2 separate regions of the Homo sapiens genome follow, and region 2 is linked to region 1. The links are chromatin contacts, found by Hi-C or POLR2A ChIA-PET in ENCODE. All regions are on one chromosome and are shown on one strand. Each heading gives the region's core, a stretch centred on a gene start or an enhancer-like site at or near the end of the contact. The rest is flanking DNA. Distances are from core to core; before and after follow the strand shown. Region 1 overlaps TCF4 (transcription factor 4). Region 2 holds the start of TCF4 (transcription factor 4).

Region 1 (5,007 bases), core at 1,858-4,357:
GTGTTTTATGTTGCTGTACCTACTTGCTTTTAGGTAGCTACAGTTTTACCAGAGAAGAGAATAACTTAGATTATATCAAAGTTTTTTTTTATATAATGGTTTAAAAACCTGCCCTGTGTCTAGTACTCCTTTACGAAGTCCGCAAGACTTGGGGATAACAGTGGACAATAATGTTCCTTAAGGACTTACAGAAATAAGACACACACAGATATATTTAAATTCCAATTAATCTGATTTTTAGTGTGGATTATTGAAGGGCTAGGAACTTAGACTCAGAAATGGAGTATTTTTCCTGTTTAAAATGTAAAGAGATTTAATAACATACAGGAGTCTTGCTATGATTTTTGAGAGGAGATTTACTCTAATGTTTCAGATAATCTGTTTAACAGTTAATAAAAATACGATTTACATTTTGTTTGGATTTTTTAAAGTCAGCACATAATTTCTAAAAGTAAGCAAATTTCTTGCAGGGATGGTGAAATGAAACCTTGTAGCATTTAGCGTGTATTGCGGTTTTGTTATTTGCAGTTTGTTATTAAGTGTTCCTAGGAATAAAAGGAGGTGCACAGCAACAATGTTTACTGTGCCGATTTCTGGTATTTTATAATTAAAGAGCAAGTGTGAGCTGGGAAGGGTGGGCTGGAAAGCATGGATTCTGGCTCTAAATCTCAGCTCGACCACTTACTACCTGTAACCTGGGGCAACACAGTTATTTAATTTCTCTGTAAAATGAGGATAATACAAGTCCCTGCTTCATTGGGCTATGGGAATTAAATGAGTGAATGCATCTAACATTGAGAACAGTGTTCAGCCCATAGTAACTGCTCAGTGAGTATTTTTAAGCTATTAGCATGATCAAATTTAGAGAGGAGAAATATAATGGAGCAGTTTCTCAGTTCTTGTTAGAAATAATCATTACATTTGAAAATCCAACAAAATATTAACATTCAAAACCCATTTTCAGAAGTGGTGGTGGTAGAATTGCTATAACGGAGGAAAATTTAGGAATGGCAGCCTGGTTAAAAGAAAGGGCGGGTAGACCTGGAGTAGGTTATAGATCAATTTAAAGCAGCAAAGTTTTCTAAAGGTGCTTCTAGTTTTACTTTAAATGAGTTTGCAGTTGCACATATCAAATAATAAGGTGTTATTTGCCAGAGGCATTTTGTTGGTGGGGGGTGGGAGAAAGTTTTGGGGTATATTGTGTGTGTTGGGGGTACATTTCCCCGGCTGCCTTTTTCCACTGCTGCTGGTCCTCTGGTCAGGAAGCCTCCCTGTCCCGCACTGGTTCTGTTATTTGTTCTTGGATAGCATCAACTTGAGGATGAGACTTTATAGGCAACACATTAGCCTCAGTGTCTCCTCCTGGTTGTAGTCATTTCCCGGTTACATGGGTCAGTTTCTCCACCTTACTTGAGTGAATGCCTAGAAAGGCTATTTCAGCCTAGAGAATTTTTAGGGGAATGGAGAAGCTGAGGGTAACTCCTCAGCACCAACACTTGAACCCAATCAATACTTGATAGATTACTCCCAGCACACACAATACACCCAGAAATCTTCTCCCCAATCCACACCCAATTAAGTTTCAGCCAAGGTTAGAATTCAGTGGTTCCCTCTGTGTGTGTCCCCTTAGCTGTTGCTGTTCAGGTGCAAAGGTGTTCATTTCTTTGTCTACCCATGTGTAGTTGCCTGATATCCAACTAAACTGCATCAAAATATGGAACCCCTAGGTAGGCAAAAAAGATAATTAGAATACAGTAGTCCCCCCGCCCCCCTTATCTGTAGTTTCATTTTCTCTAGTTTTAGTTACTGTCCATCAGCTGTGGTCCAAAAATATTAAATGGAAAATTCCAGAAATAACTCCTAAGTTCTAAATTGCTCGCCATTTGATGAAATCTGCACTGTCCTTTGCCATCTCATCCGGGACATGAATCCTTACTTTGTCCAGCAGATTCACACTCCAGACACTCCCTGCCTATAAGTCACCTCTAGGTTTTCAGATTGACTGTTACTATGGCAGTGCTCAGGTTCTAGTCACCCTTTTTTGACTTAACTATGGCCCCAAAGCACAAAAGTAGTGAATCTGGCAATTCAGATATGCCAAAAGAAAGCCATGAAGTGCATCCTATAAGTTACAAGGGCAAAGTTCCCCACTTAAGAAAAGGCCAGGCCTGGTGGCTCATGCCTGTAATCCCAGCACTTTGGGAGGCCAAGGCGGGCGGATCACCTGAGGTCAAGAGATCGAGACCAGCCTGGCCAACATGGTGAAACCCCATCTCTACTAAAAATACAAAAATTAGCCAGACGTGGTGGTGGACGCCTGTAATCCCAGCTACTTGGGAGGCTGAGGCAGGAGAATTGCTTGAGTCTGAGAGGCGGAGGTTGCAGTGAGCCAAGATTGTGCCACTGCACTCCAGCCTCAGTGACAGAGCAAGCCTCCATCTCAAAAAAAAAAAAAGAAAAAAAAAAGAAAGATCATATGCTGAGGTTGCAGTATATTATAATTGTTCTATGTTACTCTTAGTTATTGTTGTCAGTCTCTCACTGTGCCTGATTTATGAACTAACTTTATCATAGGTATATATGCATAGGAAAAATCATAGCGTATATAGAATTTTGTGCTATCTGAGGTTTCAGGCATCTGCTGGAGATCTTAAAACCTATCCCTCTCTTAGAGTGAGTACTGTGATTATGTTTAAATAAATGAATGCATGCTTGCTTGTGGAAATATTTTTGTGTGTGGGGTATGTATATGTGTGTGTGTGTGTGTTGCATGTGGACATTTTAATGTGTGTGTATTATCCTAGCTGATGGTTTTCCTTTGGACATTTGGGTTCATTTTGTAGAAAGAAAATGCAGTTTTAGAATCAGGAAGCTGATTGGATGATTCCATCTGAATATATGTGTGTGTATAAATAAAATATATTATCAAAAGCCTGACTTGACTTGGGAACTGGGAAGTAGCAGCCTCAGGTCCTCCTAGGTTTATTGGAGTTACACTTATTAGTAAGTAGCCTAATCCTCTCTGCAAAGAGAGGAAGTACAGTTTTATGATAGAATCACGTGGGATGAGGATCATTGAACCAGAGAGAAACTGCTGCTGTTTGATTTCCACTGCAGGTCATCAGTATTTCTTGATCTAGAACAATGATAAAAAGTGTTCTGGTCTTTAAGCAAAACTCAGATTTAGGCTTTATCCTTAGAATCTGATCTTTAAAACTGGAAGCACAAGCTTTCCAGCTTTGAATTCACTCCATTTCAGAGATGAAGAAACCATTTCTCAAAGAGGTGTCTCTGTTGAGGTTTCACAGTGAACAAGTCAGGTCAGCTGAATCCAGGTCTAGTGTTATTTCCTGCAAATACATTTTATTTTTCATTTTTGCAGTAATCTTTAGATTAAACCCACTCCTATACTGTTGGATTAGTTAGGCACATGGACTGGGTGTATGTTTCCCAGATTTGAAGGTTGGTTCTCCATGTCATAGTTATTTGTTCTGGTTGCTTTTTTTTTTTTTTTTTTTTGAGACGGAGTCTCGCTCTGTGGCCCAGGCTGGAGTGCAGTGGCGGGATCTCGGCTCACTGCAAGCTCCGCCTCCCGGGTTCACGCCATTCTCCTGCCTCAGCCCCCCAAGTAGCTGGGACTACAGGCGCCCGCCACTACGCCCGGCTAATTTTTTGTATTTTTAGTAGAGACGGGGTTTCACCGTTTTAGCCGGGATGGTCTCGATCTCCTGACCTCGTGATCCGCCCGCCTCGGCCTTCCAAAGTGCTGGGATTACAGGCGTGAGCCACCGCGCCCGGCCCGGTTGCTATTTTTTCTCAGTTTTCTTATCTGTACAGTGGCGGTAGTTATTTCATAGAATCATACTGAGGACTAAATAAGTTATTTCTTGTAAATTACTTACATGAGTACCCAGCATAAGTGTTAGCTATAATAATTATTATGTTATTAATGATTATGTCATTATTATGTATTGTTGATAGTAATATAATAATATATTGCTTTTTAGACACTTTAGTTAGCTATCCAGCATATGACAATAAAAAGGTGGCTCTATTGAAGAGAAGGATTCCATAATTTTCTTGTGAAATTAGCGCCATAAATCATTGAACATCTTGCTTCAGTTTTGTGTGAATTATTTGGATTGACTAAGTACTCTTGGTACTGGGCTGAGTTACCATCTGCTGTGTTTTGCTTCCATAGGTCAGGCTTATTCTCCTAGGGAATGGTGAGGTGGAAAAAAATGCCAATAACCTAACCCCAAAATGTATCCTAACTGTCTTGTTCACATTTATAGGACAGTTTTATTGCTGTAGGTAAGACGGATAACTGGGCACTATTCCAGCATCTTGGCAGTTTTCCTTTTTTCAAGGTACTAATATTAGGATTAGCATGTTGTTTTAAAGCCATTGCCTTTCTGCACCTTATAATTGCTTGTTCTTGGGGGAGGCTTGGAACATTTGAATTACGGTTTTTCTGCCAAATATGGGAGAGGTTGTCTGTTTTGTTTTAATACTTCGATTGGTTTTTAAAGTTGGTACTACAGTCCATTTTGCCAACAGACAACACAAATTAGAGGCAGTGTGGGCACACTGTGTATGGGGCAGATGCAGAGAGGGGCAGCGAATATGCATGAGCGAGAATGTTATAGCTCTGTCAGTTTTTGTATGTGTGCCTCAGTTTATTTTTGGTATTGATACCAATGTTCGGCAATACAGTGATTTGCCTCCTCTATTTTGTTTCTAAATCAAAGCCTTGGCAGATTAAAATGACTAGGAAAAGATTAAATTGTTAATGGTATAATCATATTTTTCTCTAAAGCATTGAAGAATTACAGTGTCTATACTTATTAGCATGTGATAACTTTAGTGATTGAAATGTTTAGCTAGTTTTACTCAAATATTAGTAGGATTTCTAATTTTCATAGGAGAGCCTAGTGCCACAAAAGTTACTGGTAACTAGCACTCTTCAGTTTTCATCTTCATGTAACTGTTGTGAGCATTCAAGGA
Region 2 (5,152 bases), core at 1,636-4,135, 82 kb before region 1:
TGCCACAAACTTTTATCAGCAAATGGAGATTAGGATGTTCCCACTGCCAGATGGTATATAGGAATATGGTTGAATGTGGACTGTTATCACAGACTGTCTGGTTTCAAAGGTGGGCTCTGTCACTCAATATAGTTGTGTGACTTAGTTAAGTTTGTACCACTTACAAAACTTCTTCCTTGGGTCAAGCTACTCAATTTTACTTGCTTCTGTTGCCCAATATACAAATTACAGTAGTAATACATACTCCATAGGGTTATTCTTAGGCTTAAAGTAGCCAGTATTTGTGAAGTTATAGGAACACTGTTTAGCATATAGTAAACACATGTGTTATCTGTCATTATTATTACTTGCTTTTCTGTTGCAAAGACTAAAAGCTATTGTTTTGGAGTAGGGAAATTTCCATTTAAAATTCCATTGGCTAGGTTAGCGGTATCAGTTGATTTAGCAAGGAATTAAGAGATGAAAAGGAATTATTTCTTTCGTGGTGGCTTCATCTTTATCTGTATCCACTATAAAATTCGTAAAGTGGGCGTTATTTGCTTTACACAGACCAGAAAACAGGCTACAGAAGGTAACTGCTTGGCCAGAAATGGGTTGAGTCAGTCGTGGCTTATGGCACAAACTACATTTGAGTCTACAAAGCAATAGATGAAGGTCTTCGCCAAGTGAAGACTTTTTGGACTTGGAAAGTTCACACACTTCCAGCGCTCTATAAGAAGATAGGGTGGGGGAGTTGGAGGAGAGGACCCACATCCCTCTTCCAGCCTAGGACCAACTTGGCCCAGAGGCCTTTTCCCATGCCGCCCAAGGCTCGCTGAGAAATCTGGCTCCACACAGTGGGAGAACCCAGGGTCAGGCTTACTGTGAGTGAGGCCGGCCCAGTCTTTCCCGAGCCTTCCTCAGGGAGACCTGGGGGTATCTCACTTCCCTGCGGAAGTCTGTGGAGTTTAATTTGTAAATTTGTGCCGAAACTACACTTTTGTGTCAAAGAGCAAGGACGGCCAAGAAGCGGCAACACGAATAAGAGCGCAGGGAAATGGGGCCTGCGAACGACCTCGGCCTCGGGAACTCCCACAGTGCCGCCCCACGCGCGACGCCTACCCGAGAACAGCCACCCGCCTCCGCTCCCGGAGGAGGCGTGGTCGACCAGCACCGCCATCTTGGCCGCCTCTCTAGGCGCTCTGTTTACCACTCTATGGTCGCCTGCTCCCGCCCCGCCCCTTCCCAGTCATTGTCTGGAGGAGCAGCCGCGGCCGCAGCTCCTTCTCTTTATAAGCCCGCAGTTCCCGGATGTGAATGGATTACAATGTATCTTTCAGGGAAACCTATTATTATCAATGTGACTCCACGGGGGAGTCCATGGTGATGATGATGAGGAGGAGGATGATGATGATGAGACACCTCTAAACTTGGAACAAGTTTAAGACTTTATGAGAGAAGAAAAAAAATCACCAACAAGAATTGTTTGAGGAAAAATTATAACTATCCTGTGTTCATTTTTTTTTTTATAAACAATAAGAAAAAGTTGTTGGATTTTTTTTTAATGATTTCTTTTTTGGGGGAGGGAATTTTGTTGCAGTTTTATGGTGGAAAATGCAAAAACCAGAGCCAGGTGCATAATCTTGTAATCTGTGGATATCCCTGGAGCAGGACTGAGTACCAGTTAAAATACTTTTTGGGGATACACATGTGAGATACTAAGTACTTGCAGAAGATTTTTGTCTCTCTTTTTAAAGTCTCTTTCCTTGGAATATTGTGAGAATATTTGTGGCCATTTAAGGTAACGTTTCAATTTGCCGTCAGAGTAAACTGTTTGTAATTGAATTTAATTTTTAAAATGTCGATCCCGATGTTTTATTAAAACAAAAGGGACAACCTATTAAATAATTGCCAATGGGAAAAAGTGTGTGCATGCATTTTGTGTATGTACTCGCACATCTAGCAATACCAGGATTTGTAGAATGTGTGTTTTTTTTTTCAAACACACGTTAAAATAGCTTATGTTGCATATACCGGATAAAGCACGCTTGTTATTACGAAACGATAGAATTATGAAGCTTAAATTTTATCCTAAAAAGTGATGTGAAAAAGTATGTTTTAAGAGCATGCAGGGCCTATAATGGTAAATGTTGAATTAAAAACTTACAGTGCTGGCGAACAGGGACTTAGCGTGCCTAGGAACTCAAGTGCAAAAACAAAACAACATCCACCCCCAAAAATTGCCCTTTTTTTTTTTCGAAGTTTGCAGTTATACTATTCTGTGACTTAAAAGGGAGGGGAAAGAAAGTATGCAATTCAGATTTCGCCCCCAACGCAAAACTACCGAAACGAAAATCTCCCCAGGAAAATGTGGCTTGATTTATAGACGAAAAAGAAAAATATTGTTCCTCTTGGCAAAGTCTTTTTGCATCACGTGTATTTGCAGCCTAGTATAAACTTGCTTTGCCGTGTGTGGATGTGTGAGTGAGAGGGAACGAGAGTAAGAGAAAGAAAGAAGTGAGGGGATGTAAACTCGAATAAATTTCAAAGTGCCTCCGAGGGATGCAACGGGCAAAAACTGAACTGTTCAGGCTTCAGATTGTAACTGACGATCTGAGGAAAAATGAGGTGCTCGATGAATTTTCGTTTGTATTTTTTGGCGAGGCGGGGGAGGTGTTGAGATTTTTTTTTTTTCCCCTCGGGGTGGGTGCGAGGGGGATGCATCCTAGCCTGCCCGACCCGGAGCAAGTCGCGTCTCCCCGCCGGAGCCCCCCCACCCATTTCTTTGCTGAACTTGCAATTCCGTGCGCCTCGGCGTGTTTCCCCCTCCCCCCTTCCCTCCGTCCCCTCCCCTCCCCGGAGAAGAGAGTTGGTGTTAAGAGTCAGGGATCTTGGCTGTGTGTCTGCGGATCTGTAGTGGCGGCGGCGGCGGCGGCGGCGGGGAGGCAGCAGGCGCGGGAGCGGGCGCAGGAGCAGGCGGCGGCGGTGGCGGCGGCGGTTAGACATGAACGCCGCCTCGGCGCCGGCGGTGCACGGAGAGCCCCTTCTCGCGCGCGGGCGGTAGGTACCGGCGCCTGCGGGGCTCGGCGGGGCGGAGGCGCCCGGCGGCGCGGGGTTCGGGCTCGGCGGCCCCGCACGCGGCTCCGCGCCTCCCGCGCCGCGGGCTCCCGGCGCCCGGCGCTCCCAGAAGAGACACCCCTTCCCCTCCCGCCGCTTCCCTCCCCCTCGCCGCCAGCCCCCCCGCCCCTCCCCTTGATGCCCCCTCGGAGGGACCGAGGACTTTGCCAGGGGCCTGACTTTAATTTTTATAACCCCTTTCTTTCACAAATTAGGGTGCTGGACAATTAGAGGACCCGACCCTCCACTCCGCTCCCCCCAACCCTGTCACCCCACCCCTCCCCCTTTGGACGTGTTTTCACTCCAGAGACGCTCATCTTTAATTTCTTGATAGCTACTTTGAAAAGCGGAGGGGAGTGGTGTGTGCGAGTGTGTGTGCGTGTGCGAGTGTGAGTGTGCGAGGGGGGTGGGGTGCAGGGTGGGGGGAAAGTTGAGATCGGATCGTTCTCAGTAGTTTCTCTTTTCTCTGTGATCCATTCATTTCTCGCTCTACCTCCTGTTGCATAAAATGATGCGCTGAAGAGCGGCTTTTTTTTTTTCTTTCCCTGATTTGGTTTTATAGTGGATGTTACCAGTTTGATCGTCTCTTTGGAAATACAATATCGCTTTTTTTTTTTTTTTTTTTTTTTTTTTTTTTTTTTTTGCTATTGCTGCCTATTCCATCTTAAAAAAACAAAACCAAACCCAACCCAACAACAAGTCTCCCATCCCTTCCTCCTTTCCACCTTAATCCCACCCGCCCCCACGTCCCCACCCCCAACCCCCCAGTCTCCAAAAATCCGATTGTGTTTTCTCCAAGGATTGGGACTGGATTTTCTGATTGCGGTTATTTCCATGTTTCTAGGTTTGTGTGATTTTGCTAAAATGCATCACCAACAGCGAATGGCTGCCTTAGGGACGGACAAAGAGCTGAGTGATTTACTGGATTTCAGTGCGGTAAGAAAGAACGGTGGAAACTAACAACAGCTGTGAAAAAAACAAAACAAAAACCCAAACACTTCAGCTAGAAACCAGTAGGAATCTAAAGGACAGTAATAATTTTTAATTGGCTGAATCCTTGGTAAATATGAAGGTCTTTTTGACAAGTTTTTAACTATAATTTTGTGGTGTGATGGAAGATTCAGGCTTTTTTTTTTTTTTGAGTTTTATTACTGGCCTTCAATTCCCTACCCACTGATTACCCCAAATAATGGAATCTCACCCCAGTGGAAAGCAAAAATAGACACCCCTAAAACTAAACCACCCCTAAAACTTGGCCATGTCTGAACACTGAGACTACTAATACTTTGCACACTACTCTTCGTTTTATTTATTGTTTTTGGAAATGGAAAATAGAAAATAGGAGACCCAGTTGTCTCTTTAAAGTTTTAAGCTAATGATGCTTTGGATTGGTAGGACCTGTTCCTTACATCTTACCTCCTAGTTACATCTTTTCCTAGGATTCTTAAAACTAGTATGGATATGCTGAGCATACATTCTTTAGAACCTTTTGGACTGTTTTGGTAAATTTCGTAGTCGTAGGATCAGCACAAAGCGGAACTTGACACACTTGTGGAGTTTTACGGCTGTACTTGGTCCTTCTCCATCCCTTTGCTTCCTTTTCCTAAACCAAGTCCCAGACATGTCAGGAGAATGAATTCATTTTTAATGCCAGATGAGTTTGGTGTAAGATGCATTTGTAAAGCAAAATAAAAAGAATCCACAAAACACACAAATAAAATCCAAACCGCCTTCCAAGTGGGGCTCTTTCATGCTGCTGCTGCTGCTGCTGCTGCTGCTGCTGCTGCTGCTGCTGCTGCTGCTGCTGCTGCTGCTGCTGCTGCTGCTCCTCCTCCTCCTCCTCCTTCTCCTCCTCCTCCTCCTCTTCTAGACCTTCTTTTGGAGAAATGGCTTTCGGAAGTTTTGCCAGGAAACGTAGCCCTAGGCAGGCAGCTTTGCAGCCCCCTTTCTGCTTGTTGCACTTTCTCCATTCGTTCCTTTGCTTTTTGCAGGCTCTGACTCAGGGAAGGTGTGCATTATCCACTAGATACGTCGAAGAAGAGGGAAACCAATTAGG

Evidence for each region. A loop is a pair of places that touch in the nucleus more often than their neighbours do. ChIA-PET counts read pairs that join two places held with the same protein, here RNA polymerase II (POLR2A). Pooled maps may share reads with other maps.
Region 2: a loop to region 1 is called in a map of OCI-LY7, with 3 times the contacts of the local background. The contact joins the promoter of TCF4 here to the enhancer-like site in region 1. A Hi-C loop is called at or near these places in 26 of 168 maps with a recorded cell type or tissue (A673, B cell, IMR-90 and 12 more), 11 of 37 single-sample maps with no recorded cell type and 23 of 50 pooled maps. POLR2A ChIA-PET finds 5 or more read pairs at or near these places in 10 of 52 experiments (A673, AG04450, BJ and 7 more).

Annotation. Positions count from the first base shown.
Region 1 is chr18:55,504,316-55,509,322 of GRCh38, reverse strand. The region is part of intron 3 of TCF4 (transcription factor 4); the gene reads left to right. Among named protein-coding and RNA genes, the nearest start is that of MIR4529, 28 kb to the right of the region's middle. Within about 2 kb of position 3,107, at least 3 of the 41 ENCODE cell types and tissues checked have a DNase peak (open chromatin) inside an H3K27ac peak, as active enhancers do; they include A673, B cell and OCI-LY7, where a contact is called at or near this core.
Region 2 is chr18:55,585,925-55,591,076 of GRCh38, reverse strand. It overlaps TCF4 (transcription factor 4), which reads left to right and starts at 2,885. Exons shown (of 20, transcript NM_001083962.2): 1 at 2,885-3,039; 2 at 3,941-4,032. The coding sequence starts at 3,961. It overlaps LOC105372126 (a long non-coding RNA gene), which reads right to left and starts at 1,178. Exons shown (of 3, transcript XR_935479.3): 1 at 1,102-1,178. RefSeq lists an enhancer at 1,071-1,300.